Regions from separate parts of the Homo sapiens genome. Here region 2 is linked to region 1. Evidence: chromatin contacts called from ENCODE Hi-C data. All regions are on one chromosome and are shown on one strand. Each heading gives the region's core, a stretch centred on a gene start or an enhancer-like site at or near the end of the contact. The rest is flanking DNA. Distances are from core to core; before and after follow the strand shown. Region 1 has its middle 400 kb from the start of XYLT1. Region 2 has its middle 59 kb from the start of XYLT1.

Region 1 (7,912 bases), core at 1,285-3,784:
TTGTACTCCAGCCAGGGCAACAAGAGCGAAACTCCATCTCAAAAAAAAAAAAAAAAAAAAGAAAAAAGAAGACCCAAGTTCCATTTCTGCCAAGTCATCTGCTGCATCTTAGATCTCAGTTGGAAGACAGCAGAAGGGTGTGTTCTGTCTCTGTGCCTGTGTGTGGCTGACACACATGAGCAGCTCTCCTCTGAAGCTGAAAGTTGTCTACGCTCAAGTTACTCACAATGGGCAAAGTATGATGGCGGGGCATTCCCATCAAGTGCATTATTCCATCCCTCTTGCACCATACACATCAACAGAATCTGCCTTATGCAAGAGCTGATAGACACAGACAGACATGCAGGGTGCTGGGAGAGCCTTGGGTCCAATCAGTCAAGTCATCAAGTCTGGGACAAGGAGCATATAATTGAACCCAACTCAAGGCTAAACTCAAGTTCCAGGAATGCCAGAAAATCCTTATCCCCAAGAAGCAAGCCTTCATCAAATTCAGTTTAACTGTTAGTTTGAGTCATGGTGGCAGAATAACACTTGGTTGGTTATGAAGTCAAAAATAATCCCAAACGTGGTCTCTTGGATAAGAGCTGGAACCCTGGGTCATGAGGGAACTGATGTGTATTCTCTTTCTAGGGAACTCCTTGGGCTGGTTTCATCTACTTAAAACCATAACCACTGGTAATCTCTCTATTCTCTCTCATACACACACACATGTATGCTTGTACACACACACACACACACACACATATAGATTCTTACTAAAGGATATTTGTTGCAGACACTCAGAGAATCTCCAGAGAAACCTGGCTTAGAGGCCGTGGATTCAGGGACATCGCTGAAGCCCTGTGCTGGTGGAATTCCCACTACTGATATCTTGGGCCAGGAACTGCATTCTGGGAACCAGCACTGGGTATGGGATGCTATTGCAGGGATCTCTGCCTTTGTTATCTCTGGAAGCTGGACATTCCTACTGCTCCTCTCTCTGGGATAGATTCTGTGTGGGAACTAGAGGAAAAGTCTCACACAGATATGACTGAATGGTGGACCCTAGGCCACACGCCTCTGCCCTCTCTGCAAAAGCTTCTAGGAAAGAAAGTTTTAAGCTTCTGCCACAACGTGGGTAAACGCTTCAAACAAAAGAAGGGTACACAGAGAAGCAGAGTGATAAAGAGGGATTTTACAGTGCCCATTATACCTCTGAAGACAGCTTTTTGGGATTAGGTTCAAGGCATCTAGGGCCTTTATCCAGTGTTTTTTCTACTTTTCCCCTCTTTTTAAATTAACCTCAAGTTTCTTCCATATCCTTTATGTTCTTGAGCCCTCAACACACACACACGCACACACACACGTCAATTTCTCCCCACTACCAGTCCCTCAGGAAGGGCTTAGCTTAGTCATAAAAATGAAACCCAAATTATTAGCAAAGCAAAATCTGCTTCTCTCTTTCCTAGAGAGAAGGAATCCTTCAGTTCTCAAAAACACATGGTAGATAGTTTAAAAAAAAATTGAGAAAGAATTTGAGTTGAACAATTCATATTATAATACAAAGTTAACTTCAGACCATTTAATAATCAAAATTGCAAACAAATTGGTTTGAATTGCAGCAAGACAGCTTTCTGGTTTTCAGGCTTGTGGCAACATGGAATTCCTTTCCTGGAGGTCTTTAGGGAATTGGCTGGATCTACCAAGTGGGCTGGCATAATTATGTCATCTTTGGGTGTGGAGATAGAGAAGTGGATCAAATAAATGGCGTTCACATGTCCCTGCTAGCCTTGCTTGAATACTGTTAGTGTGTAGTACCCACATCTAGGAGATGGCGGTGCAACGCTAAACATTCCAGCGAGGACAGACTCACAAGTGCTCGCATGTCTGGCGGGAGAGGCAGAGGTAGCTGGAACCAGGAACAAAGGACTGAGTCTGGGGTTGGGTTAACTACTGCTTATTTTATTTTATTTATTTGTTTTGGTACAGAGTCTCATTCTATTGCCCAGGCTGGAGCGCAGTGGTGTGATCTCAGCTCACTGCAGCCTCCGCCTCCCGGGTTCAAGTGATTCTCTTGCCTCAGCCTCCTGAATAGCTGGGACTACAGGCGCTCACCACCATGCCTGGCTAATCTTTGTATTTTTAGTAGAGACAGGGTTTCATCATGTTGGTCAGGCTGATCTCGAACTCCTGACCTTGTGATCCGCCCACCTCAGCCTCCCAAAATGCTGGGATTACAGGCGTGAGCCACTGTGCCGGGCCCTACTGCTTATTTTATCCCCAATCCAACCCCAATAAGTTTTGCGATTGCTAGAGACCCCGAAATTGCCAGAGTAGTTGAGGAGTACTCTAACATTTTCTCTGACTCTTAGTTAAACATTGGCAACTTTTCCGAGACTATAAATTTGACTGGGGCCCAGTCATTTCTCTCTTTGTAGTCTGTGAAAATTAACTGAGTCTGCAGGGGCTGCAATCACCGCCAAAAACCGCAAGTGTGGGCTGTTCCTCCACACTGACAAAAATAACAGCTAATTAGGCTGCAACACCCCAAGGAAAGTGAACTTACGCCACCAATCGCAGGATGGCATGCAAAACGTCGCCATGGCAACCGGCATTTACAGCTCTTCAATTTTAATATATCAAAGGCTAAGGGTAATTTCCCAGCGAGAATACAGGAGGGTGGATTTCTCCCCTCTTTATTCTTTCTGCCGGTCTTTTGCCAGTACTGTGAGTACGGAAGCTCTATTCCTGTGGCAACAGGTTTTAAAGGAAGAGAGCCTTGTGAAAGCATGAAACACCTGGCGTGGGACTCCTGGAAATGCTGGGTGCCTCGGGAGGCGCAGGGAGAAAGGCATGGCATTCTTCTTAGAGTCTAGGCTGGGTGAACAGAGCTGAGAGGAGGTGAAGTGTGAGCTGTGAACTTTTGCCCTCAATTGCAGGTGAACTTTCTGTTTGCATAAAAATGTTTTCTTTTCTCCCCTCTTTCCCCTCCTCTGCCCTTCCCTCCCCTCCCCTCTCCTCTCTCCTCTCCTCTCCCCTCTCCTCTCCCCTCTCCTCTCCTCTCCTCTCCTCTCCCCGCTCCTCCCCTCCACGCTCCTCCCCGCTCCTCCCCTCCACGTTCCTCCCCTCCCCTCTCCTCCCCGCTCCTCCCCTCCCCGCTCCTCCCCTCCCGTCCCCTCCCCTCCCCTCCCCTCTCCTCCCATCACCTCCCCTCCCCTCTCCTCCCATCCCCTCTCCTCCCATCCCCTCCCCTCCCCTTTCCTCCCATCCCCTCCCCTTCCCCTCCCCTCCCTTCCCCTCCCCTTTCCTCCCCTCCCTTCCCCTCCCCTTTCCTCCCCTCTCTTCCCCTCCCCTCCACTCCCCTCCCCTCCCCTTTTCTCTTGTTGGCCCTCCCTTTCTTCCTCCCTCCCTTCTTCCTTTTTTACCTCCCTCCCCCTTTGCTTTTCCCCCCCTTCCCTCCCTCCTTCCTTTTTTCCCTCCCTCCCTCCCTGCCTTCTGGTTTTGTTGAGTGCTTACTCTGCATCAGGCACCCAATAGGCATCGTCTCATGTATTCTTCATCACTACATTGTAAGATAAACACTATTCTTATTTTAGAGATGAGGACATTGGGATGACGAGTCCTAATCTCACAGTAAGTTGTAGAGCCTGGATTTAAGCCAAGTCAGACCTCACAACCCAGGACCCTTGTAGTTTGTGTCTCCTCTGTGTTACTAAAACTTACTCTGTAAAAATGGAGGTGGATATATTTATTAAAGTCACTGCCATCACCATCATGAGTTGGTCAGTGCTGCATAACAAACACCCACACAATCTTAGTGGCATGCAGTGAATAAGCATCTACTTTGCTGCAGGATAGGATGACTCTGTGATTATTCTGGGACTCAGGCTGAAGGGAAAGTGCTTCTCACGGTGATGATGTTAGTCACTAGAGGGTATGCCCAACCACATAAGTGCATTTCAAATCTATCCCATGTCATATCTGCTAATATCCCATTGGCCAAAGCAAGTCACGAAGTTGAGCCCAAAGTCAAGAATTGGGAAAGCATACCCTCCCTTTTGTTGAAGTAATTGCAAATTTTTATAGTAAGGGTGTGAACACAAAGAGAGGTAAAGAATTGGGGCCCCAGAATCATTCTAGTTCAGTAACTGTCTATCATCATCATCATCAACTTCATGATCTCTGTGAACCAAGCTTCTCTTTACCTTTGTCTGTGTTTAAATAATGAGTGATCTCTTTATAAAGTTCTTCAAAGAGGACAGTCATTCGATTGAAGCAAAATAATAATTATTATTGAGCACATACTATGTCCCAGGCACTGCACTGGGGCTACATCAGTGAACAAAACATCCCATCTCAAAATAACTTACTGGGAACCCTAAAGCCCTGTGCTAGACATTGAGAAGCCCGCAAGAAATTCTAACACATGCCAAAACCATTCTGAATATTTCACAGAAGATGTCTGTGCATCAAAATCACCTGAGGAACTTGTTAAACACCAAGACTTTCAGAACTTGCCACCAACAACTCTAGGTCATAGGGTTAACTCTCAACCTATCCCATTGAAAACCTTGCCCCAAACTACAGTTGAGTTGTAGGAAAAGAAAGTTACAGGAAATAAACTACACGTACACCCTCTTCTTTGGCTACTCCTTGGGCAACAGGCCTTGATTAAAGTTTCCAGTAAATCTCTTCCAGTCCCCAGCCCCCATTCCAACAGTGTTAGTGAAACCAGGAAGTTGGAGCCACATGTGATGAGGAAAGACACAGGTCCCCTCTTCCTGTCCCTCTAGGGAACCTCGGAGAGATGTGGGGCTCCAGTCATATTCTGGTTGGGAGTTGGAGACAATTTCGTTGAATTCTAAATTACCAGACTCTTTAGTGAGCGTCAGGATCATCATGATGACTCTAGAAGGGAGGTGTTACGAATTCTATTTTGGCAGTCAAAAATGCAAACACTGAGAGAAGGATCTCACTGTGATCACATAGCTAATGACTGAGTCCAAATCAGAGTCCAGGTGTTCTAAATTCTTAGGTTTCTATCCTAATAGCAGCACTGCCCATGAGCTCGGTGAGCTGGGGCTTATTACTTAATTTGACCCCAGTTTCCACATTTTTTAAAACGGGGAGTGGTGCACATAGTTATCAGTAATTTCCAGAGTTACATATATGCAAAGTGCTCAGCAGTGTACCTGGCACATGTAATAAATTTAACCAACAAACCCCAGTGGTAGCAGCATTTACCTGTGATTTTGTTATCAACAGATAACAAAAAGTAATTATCTCTTTACAGTTGCTAGAGACATCTCAAAATAGTATTAATGCTCATCACTTCTTCAAATTCACACTAATTTCAGACACACCATTAGTTCTTGTTATTTAGTAAATTAATGAGGGAGCACACTTGGCAAGAAACGAAACAAGGAGTCTTCTGGGGGGATGGAAAGATTTCCCATTTCTTTAGAAGTGTGAGTTACAGAACCATATCCATTTGTCAAAATTGTTCAGTTCAGAACTGCAGACTCGCATGTAAATTTTCCCTACGTTGAAGACAATGAAAAAAGGGCAAATGATGTTTTCTGCAAGTTTCAGGAATCTATAAATAAATTGCAAGGCCATGTTTAAACACTTTTTTTAGAGCACTTTATAGTTGTTCAATCATCAACAGTATTGATATGCCAATTTCAATGCTTTTTTCCATCATAATCTGTTTATTATAGCAGATCTTCTAAAGGTTTCTTAACAGTTACTGCACTAGAACACTAGGGCAAATTTGTATTGTAAATGTAAATTTTGCATATATTGGAGATTTCAACATCTTAAAGAATGGTAGGATATTGATGATCGTGGAAGGTGGGAAATGGGTGCATGGGTTCATTATACTATTCTATTTATTCTTTTTATGTTGGATGTTTTCCATGATGAATTTTTAAAGATATTTTTAATGATAAATTTTTAAAAGAACCTCATATATTAGTTTATCACAACTTAAAAATATTGTGATAACTGTAGTTCAATATAATTGGTTTTTTTCTGAGTTACTATGCATTTTACTTTATGCATAGTAAAAACCCACTTTTTCTGAGATGAGATCCCTAGGCTTCACCAGACAACTGAAGATTTCCTTGACACTAAAATATTTAAGATCTCTTCTCCCTTTTCATGCTTTCCCTGAGCATGAGTTTTCAGCTTGCTTCAGAATCACAGTCTTACACATTTGCAGAGAGCTTTACAGTTTACAAAGTCTTTTCCCCCATCTTCACGCGTCATCTGCCTAGCTGTGGGGACTTGCAGATGGTACCTAGGACTAAAGATCAAGTTTCCAAAAGTTGTTCCTTTGGAAAATGAGGGATTTACCAGAAATGCTGATAATCCCAGTATCTGAACCTAATAAGCAATCTGTGAGATTAATTAGATAAGAGGTGGTCAGTTTTACTTTGAGAATGATCTGAAAAATAGGCATTTTTAAAATTAACAAAAACAATTTCTTTGCATGTGCTGAAGATCTACGTTTGTAAACCTCAAAATCTTGAAAACACCTCACTTGTTCAGAAACAAATCAAGATTAAGGAAAATTTTGAATTATGAAATATATTGAATTATGAAATACGTTATTTCTTTTAGGTCCAACCAGACATTCTAACTAAGCTAACAGAATGTTGCCCTAGAGGTCTAGTGTAGTAACTTTTTTTTTTTTTTTTTTTTTTTTTTTGAGACGGAGTCTCGCTGTGTCGCCCAGGCTGGAGTGCAGTGGTGCGATCTCAGCTCACTGCAAGCTCTGCCTCCCGGGTTCATGCCATTCTCCTGCCTCAGCCTCCCAAGTAGCTGGGGCTACAGGCCCCCGCCACCATGCCTGGCTAATTTTTTGTATTTTTAGTAGAGATGGGATTTCACCGTGTTAGCCAGCCAGTACAGTCTCGATCTCCTGACTCATGATCCACCCGCCTCGGCCTCCCAAAGTGTTGGGATTACAGGTGTGAGCCACTGCGCCCAGCCTAGAGCAGTAACTATTAAGAAACCTTTAAGCCAGGTGCAGTGGCTCACGCTTGTAATCCCAGCACTTAGGGAGGCCAAAGTGGGTGGATCACTTGAGGTCAGCAGTTCGAGACCAGCCGGGCCAATGTGGTGAAACCCATCTCTACTAAAAATACAAAAATTGGTTGGGTGTTATGGCCCATTCCTGTAGCCCCAGCTACTTGGGAGGCTGAGGCAGAGGAATCTCTTGAACCTGGGAGGTGGAGGTTGCAGTGAGCCGAGATCGCGCCATTGCACTCCAGCCTGGGCAACAGAGTGAGACTCCATCTCAAAAACAAACAAACAAACAAAAACAAAAACCTTTTTTTAACCTGCTATAATGAACAGATCATGATAGAAAAAAAAGCGTTGAAATTGGCACGTCAATGCTGTTGACAATTGAACAACTATAAAGTGCTCTAAAAAAGTTTGTTTAAACAATCTCTTGCAATTTATTTATATATTCCCGAAAGTTGCAGAAAACATTATTTGCCCATTTTTCACAGTCTTGTTTGATATGTGTCCCTAGCATTTAGTGAAACAGCTAGTACAGGTATATGCTCCATAAATATTGACTACATTCACGAATGAATGGAAATTTTTGGAAAGGCAAATCCCAATTCTGGAATAGCTCAGATGGTTCATAGAGTCAGAATCTGTGAGTTTTCCCCGATTTATAGGCAGCTCTGCAGAGGGGTGGGGCAGATCTGGAATAAACAGAAAAGCAGCAGATGAAAAGGCCATTCTTGTTGCAATGACGCATTGGCACCATGCGATTATTTGTTTTCTCTAATACAATGTGAAAAGTGCTAATGGGATTAGCCTTTTGTGATGAATGCTAATATGATATGAAAACAAATGCTAATATGCAATGTGAAATTGCTAACAAAGGAGAAAATTGCTAATAAAATTCAATGGA
Region 2 (7,440 bases), core at 2,889-5,388, 460 kb after region 1:
AAGCACGTGACAGTGTCCACTTAGGAGAAGTGATGTCGGCTGTGTTAGGAAAGACAGTTTCCGCTGGACTTGGGGGAAAGTTCATGCTGAGTTGAGAAAGGTGAAATATTCTCATTTAGAATCACAAATGTGATCACATTTCTTCTCTGTTTAAAATAATTCCACACTGTATGAAAAAATCAGGCCAAGCACAGTGGCTCACATCTGTGATCCCAGCAATTTTGGAGGCCGAGATGGGAGGATTGCTTGAGGCCAGGAGTTCAAGGTCAGCCTGGGCAACACAGTGAGACCCTATCTCTACAAAAAAAAAAAAAAAAAAAAAAAATTAGCCAGGCATGGTGTTGCATGCCTGTAGTGCCAGCTCCTTGGGAGGCTGAGGCAGAAGGATGGGTTGAGCGCAGGAGTTTGAGGCTGCAGTGAGCTATGAATGTGCCACTGCACTCCAGCCTTGGGGGCAGACCGAGACACTGTCTCTAAACAAAACAAAACAAAAAAAAAACCATAAAAACCCACAACACCACCTTGTACCCTATAAATATATGCACCTATAATTTCTCAATATATAATAAAAATGTATAAAAAAAGAAACATGTTTTTATTTAACATTTAAAAACCCTGGGTCAGGCGCAGTGGCTCACACCTGTAATCCCAGCACTTGGGGAGGCCGAGGCGGGGGGACCACTTGAGATCAGGAGTTTGAGACCAGTCTGGCCAACATGGCGAAACCCTGTCTCTACTAAAAATACAAAAATTGGCCGGGCATGGTGGTGTGTGCCTGTGATCCCTGCTACTTGGGAGGCTGAGGCAGGAGAATTGCTTGAACCCAGGAGGCGGAGGTTGCAGTGAGCCGAGATCACGCCCCTGCACTCCAGCCAGGGCAACAAGAGCGAAACTTCTTCTCGAAATAAAATAAAATAAAAATACAAACCTGTATTGGTTTTCTATTGTTTTTAAGAAAAAGTCCAATCTGTATAACACAGTCGCCAAGGCCCTGTGTATATAGTTCCCTCATCTTCTGCAGGAAGGAGAGGAAAACCAGAACTTAGGGAAGGGACATTGGTCTGAGCACCCTGCCTTCAATGTCAAGTTAATGAGAAAGGTTAGAAAAGAACACTTAAAAATAATCTGTCACTGCTATAGTTGCAAACAATGGGGAAAAGAGGAAGTGGTGAGAAATGAATCTGTCATGCAGACTCCATGAGGGTTATTAGCAGATTGATCCTGAAAGAGCAAGAAAGGTCTGATTTGTTGGTAAAATACTCAGCTATAATGAAAACAAAAAAGAGGAGAATCATGCAGACATCCTTCCTCCTCCATCCTCCATTTACAGTCAAAGCCTTGTTTCCTCCACAGCAGCTCTTAGGACTCTGGGAAAGAAATGGCTGATGAAGAAATTTTGGAGATTTGACTGCTGAGTCCCTAGTCTGGTATTGTTAAGAGTCATCCAGGAAAGACACATGTCACCCCTCCTAGCTCTGCTCTGGGTTTTGTTTCTCTCTGGCACAATGTCCTATGAAGACTGGACTATAGGTGGCCTGGTCTTATTCGGGTTACACACCGCTCCACTCTGCTCACTGGGCCCCCACTGCACTAGACTTCTCTCAGGACCTTCAGTATCACACTGCAGCTTCCCACAAGTTCTTCCCACAGCTTGGATTCCAGCCTCTGCCCATGTGTCTCCCCTTCTACATCCACACAACCCACATTATTTACTCCTGTTCATCTTTCTGATTGTTGCGCAAACATTATTTCTAGAGAGATTTTCCTGATGCTGCCCAACCTGGCTCAGTTTCCTTTATCTATACAGTCCCATGCCCTCCTTATCATACTTATAAAATGACATATTCAGTAGGCTTGTGTATTTTTCCACCTTTTGATGGAGCTCCATGAGAATAGGGACCAAGGCTGCCCTTATATGCACTGTGTGAAGGGATCTAGCAAAGGGGCAGTTGGGGCTTAAAACTAGCCTTCGATTTGCTGACCTGGCAAGGCTTGGCTGTCATACAACCTGGGGTATCCCCAGCACCTAGCACAGTGCCTGACTCAGAGCAGGTCCCCAGGAATTGTGGATTGATTGACACTGTCTGGCTAGGTCCCAGCACCATCCATCATGAGACAGAAAAAAAAAAATCCGCTTCCCAGGCAGAGCAGCCTCCAAGGCCCACATGGCCCACGGCACCTCCTCATCAGCACGCACTTCATGCTGGCCAGCCATCAGCCAAGCTGCAATCTCAATAAATCAAGAGGCTGGGGCACCATTTCCCAGGGACCTGCCAGAGTGCCCCTGGGCGCCCAATGAGGCTGAGAGTTCTGCTGCCGGTCGTGGATCTTGAACTCTCAAAAGCAATTGGTGAAAAACACCAATGGATTGTGAAAGAAGTGATCACTCCTCCTTTCCTCTGTAGGTAGAGGTTGACAGTCAAATCTAGTTTCAAGGTCTCTGTCTCTTTGCGGTCCTAGGTAAATACGATCATCTCTCGAAACTTTCATTCCTCCATCTGTAAAATAGGTATGATACTCATCCCTACCATCCAATGTGTGGAGATCCACATAATGCTCTAATATACTAGGTTGGTGTGAAAGTAATTGCATTTTTTTCTCATAAAAGTGGCAAAACTGCAATTACTTTTGTGCCAACCTAATAGTACACGGCACAGTATATACAATGTGTAATATAGTACATAGTACATAGCAGATTATATATATAAATTATATATATACATATAAAAATAAACATACACACACACAGACACACACACGCACATATATATAATGAAGCCTCTTCCTTTAATGGCCCAAGATTGAGCCAAAAGGAAATACAGGGAATTAAACCATGAGGACAGAAATCTCCATCTAGGCTGTCTTGGTTGTTCTGCTCACATTCCCCTACCCAGGCTTGCAACCTCCCGTGAGGCTGTCTGAGCCTGGACACACCCCTAGAATCTTCATTGCCAACAAAAGAAGAGAAAGGGAATAAGGGGTATTTGTGTGGAATCTGAAAGAGACAAACACACTCCTTGTTCTTCTCAATACAGGTGTTTCCAAAGCTGCCAGAGAGACCCAGAGCTTAGAGTTGTGATGACACAAGGGTAGGTGATGTGGACAATGACCGGGGCCCCCAGCCAAAACCATCCCTGTTTATCTGTTCCACAGAATGGTGTTCAACATCAGTTCTTGTCTGGTGGAGGGGGAAGAGATTGTGCTAATGAATAAACATACAAAGTAGACAAATGTTTATCACTCCTTACTAGCATAAGATTCCATGCGTACAAAACCATATAAGCTGTCTATATGTGTGAGTACAGCTCTAGAAAGACAGAAATGATTGTATTGGATGCCAGCTTAAAGTTGGGAAATACCATTAGAAGAAATCGCAACTTGAGAATCTTGCATTTTATTGCCAAGTGTTTGGTTTTAACGAGAGTCTAAATGTGCTCACCCATTCACTCATCCCTCCCATAAATATTCCCTGTGGCCCATTATGAGTTTGACACTCTGCTAGGCTCTGGAAGACAGGCAGAATGATGGAAAGAATCATTTTCTAGAAATGACTAAATCCTAGTTAAAAAGGGGAAATATTTAAACTATTAGTGACAATATAATTTATGCATTCCGCTAGTACATGCGGAACAACTCCTGCATTTCAAGAATTATTCTAGACACGAGGGATACAGTAGCAAGCAAAATATAAAGATTTCTCTTTTCATGGAACTTGTGTTCTAGCGGGGGGAAAGTGCCCAATAAAAAAATAAGCGAATAAATGCATAATTCATACTAGCTAGTGATAAATGCTTTTATAGTAAAGCAGGTAAAAGATGAAGAGTGATGAGAAGGGGCTACTGTTTTAGATCAAGCAGCTGGGAAAAGTCATTTGGAAGAGGTGACATTTGGGCAAAGAGCTGAATCAAATGAGGCAGTAAGTCATAGCAGGTGGAAGGGAGGTGTATTCCAGGCAGAAGGGAGCAAGTGAGCGACAGCCCTGATGAGCAGGGTACCTGGAATATTCCAGAAGCAGTGGGAGAAATGAGTGCGGCTGAAGCCCAGGGAGCAGTGGAGAGATACTGGGGAGAGTGGTGAGGCCACATCATGTAACACAGCCTGCGTTGCTGAGCAGCCTTCAACAGGATGCAAGCCCTGACAACGAAAGAATAGTTAACTCAGAAAAAAACAAAACCAAAACTAAAACCCAGCTGCTACGGTAATGGAATTGGGCAAGCAAAACCGATAGTTCATGAAACACAGGAGCAAGACACCTGAGACCTGGCTCACCCAGCAAGGTGGCTGCAGAGCTGCTTAGACTTGGAGAAGCAGGGGATTCCCTGTTATTTCCAACTAATAGGAGGAGTCAGAGTGCAGAATGAAGATGTGCTCTGCTAGCCACCTCTAGAGAACATCTCTCCTCATTTTTGACTGCCCAGAACCTACCTATGCTGAGGGAATCCTCCTGGTCTCTGTTCCCACCTTTCTCTGCAGAAGCTGATACCAGTTTTCCCAGCTTCCCTTGCAGCTAGGGTAAAAGCACGTGACCTCATTTCCACCAATCAGCTTGCTTGCTCCAGCCTTCACCATGGAAGCTGGCATTTCCCTCAATGGTGGCTTTCCCTCTGGAGGCTCTAGGGGAGAATTCCTTCTTTGCTTCTTCATCTGCTGGTGGCTGCTGGCATTCCTTGAATTCTGGCTGCATCACTCTCATTGCTACCTGCATGGTCAGGCTTCCTTCTCTTCTCTATGTCTTCTCTTCTGATGGTATTAAGACTCTTTCTGTTTCACTTTTTAAAAAATCTCATTTTTATTTATTTTTTAAAATATTTACTTTTATTTCAATAGTTTTGGGGAAACGTGTAGTGTTTGGTTGCATGGAAAAGTTCTTTAGTGGTGGGCTGGGTGTGGTGGCTCACGCCTGTAATCTCAGCACTTCGGGAGGCTGAGGTGGGCAGATCACTTGAGGGGAAGAGTTCAAGACCAGCCTGGCCAACATGGTGAAACCCTATCTCTACTAAAAATACAAAAAAAAAAAAAAAATATCCAGGCGTGGTTGCATGCACCTGTAATCGCAGCTACTCAGGAGGCTGAGGCACTAGAATCACTTGAAACCCAGGAGGCAGAGGTTGCAGTAAGCTGAAATTGGGCCAGTGCACCCTAGCCTGGGTGACAGAGCAAGACTCTGTCTCCAAAAAAAAAAAAAAGAGAGAGAGAAAGAGAAAGAAAAGTTCTTAAGTAGTGATTTCTGAGATTTTTGTGCACCTGAGTAGTGTAACTGTAACCAGTGTGTAGTCTTTTATCCCTCACCCCCCTCCCCATGTACCCCCAAGTCCCCAAAGTCTACTGTATCATTTCTATGCTTTTGCATCCTCATAGCTTAGCTCCCACTTATGAGTAAGAACATACAATATTTGGTTTTCCATTCGCGAGTTACTTCATTTAAAATAATGGTCTCTAACTCCATCCAGATTGTCGTGAGTGCCATTATTTTGTCCCTCTTTATGGCTGAGTAGTATTCCACAGTATCTATATATACCACATTTTCTTTATCCACTTGTTGGTTGATGGGCATTTAGGCTGGTTTTATATTTTTGCAATTGTGAACTGTGCTGCTATAAACATGCATGTGCAAGTGTCTATTTCATATAATGACTTCTGCTTCGCTCTTAGGACACTTGTCATTGGATTCAGGGTTCACGTGGATAATCCAGAATGATTTCCTCATCTCAGGGCCTTTAAATTATTTCCATCTGTAAAGACCCCATTTGCCAAATAAAGCCACATTTACAGATTTCAGGGATTAGGACATGGTCATATCTTTTTGGAGGCCACCGTCCCATCCCCTATGCCACCTCCTAGAGATCTTATGAACTAACTAATACCTTTTTTTTTTTTTTTGAGCTGGAGTCTTGCTCTGTCACCCAGGCTGGAGTGCAGTGGTGTGATCTTGGCTCACTGCAACCTCGGCCTCCCAGGTTCAAGTGATTCTCCTGCCTCTGCCTCCCAAGTATCTAGGACTACAGGCACCTGCCACCATGCCCGGCTAAGTTTTTGTATTTTTAGTAGAGATGGGGTTTCACTGTGTTAGCCAGGATGGTCTTGATCTCCTGACTTCATGATCCACCCGTCTCGGCCTCCCAAAGTGCTGGGATTATAGGCATAAGCCACCGCTCCTGGCCACTAATAACTTCTAATACTTTTTTTTTCCTTTTCGTTGATACCAGCCTGAATTGGTTTGTTTTTTGTCAAACAGAAGCTTGACATGGACCCCACCCTATCTCTCTATTCCTGGCCACCAAAGAGGACAAGATGTCTGGAATGCAGCCCTGCTTGGGGGCATAAGTGTGAGACTTTGGTTCCAGCTGATATGCACAACTCTCTGCCTTCCCGTCTGCTCACTTTGACTCCTGCCTCGTAGTAAAGGAACGGACCTCCCATGTCAGAAGCTCTGTGGTTGAGACATTTTCTTTCAGGTTAAAACATGTCTTCTGGCCCTAAGAGATTGGGATGTGAAACCCACCACAAAGAGTGGAGGGAAGCTGGCTGGGTGGTCAGCCTCACCACATCAACTATTTATGGCTTTGTTAAAAAATAAAAACCAGAGCAAACTCACCCATAGAAACCTACAGAACATGCATGAGCCTTTAGGAGACTTCAGGAGGGACAGTGTTGTCTCCTAAGCTGTCTTGCACCAGTGGTGTCGGTGCGTGGGGGTGAGAAAGGAAATCTCACGGGAAACTTTCCATGAATACTTGGAGCCTATTATGAGCAAGAAAACGACAATATGACAAACACAAGAAGCAATATCTCACGGTGGTTACACCCATGTGCTTCAGAGCCAGAGAGATATGGGTAGAAGCCTGAAAACTGATACCACTGCTTACCATCTGTGTGATTTTGAGGATTTTTTAAAAACCTGAGCCTCAGTTTCCTCATCTTTGAAGGGTATTAATGCCTGCCTTGTTTTTTTGTCTGTTTTGTGAGGATTAAATAGATTCAGTAAAGCTCTTAGCTTAGTATTGGTGTATGTGAATATGTGAAGACATCTTATATTCCTTTGCCACTATTGTCATCCCTCTTATCTAAATAGCATCATCTTGAATTCAGTTAAATCTGTGGACGTATTGTCTCTTAGTGCATGTGCTGTACTCCACAGTGTCTGGCACGTGATAGGTGCTACATGAATTTTTGGTTTATAAAGCTGTATTGTTTTGATGGGTGTGTAATCAGAGTTTAACGGACCAGAAGGTGACAAAATTCAACTGATCCTCCTAGACATGGTGCCATATTTCTCTGGCTCCATTCTAACTATAATGCCAGTAATTTCAATCTCCACCTAAATAAAGCTCATCACTATCACTCCCCCACCATGTCTGGGAGTCCCTAGGACAATGTCTCACCTGTTCTTGCATTTCTGGTTTGTTTGGGCATCAGTGACACCTGCCATTCTCTTTCTGC

Evidence for each region. A loop is a pair of places that touch in the nucleus more often than their neighbours do. Pooled maps may share reads with other maps.
Region 2: a loop to region 1 is called in a map with no recorded cell type, with 8 times the contacts of the local background. The contact joins two enhancer-like sites. A Hi-C loop is called at or near these places in 3 of 37 single-sample maps with no recorded cell type and 2 of 50 pooled maps.

The regions. Positions count from the first base shown.
Region 1 is chr16:17,068,502-17,076,413 of GRCh38, forward strand. No RefSeq gene overlaps it. Among named protein-coding and RNA genes, the nearest start is that of XYLT1, 400 kb to the right of the region's middle. RefSeq lists an enhancer at 2,585-2,904. Within about 2 kb of position 2,535, at least 10 of the 41 ENCODE cell types and tissues checked have a DNase peak (open chromatin) inside an H3K27ac peak, as active enhancers do.
Region 2 is chr16:17,525,998-17,533,437 of GRCh38, forward strand. No RefSeq gene overlaps it. Among named protein-coding and RNA genes, the nearest start is that of XYLT1, 59 kb to the left of the region's middle. RefSeq lists an enhancer at 4,310-4,429. Within about 2 kb of position 4,139, at least 4 of the 41 ENCODE cell types and tissues checked have a DNase peak (open chromatin) inside an H3K27ac peak, as active enhancers do.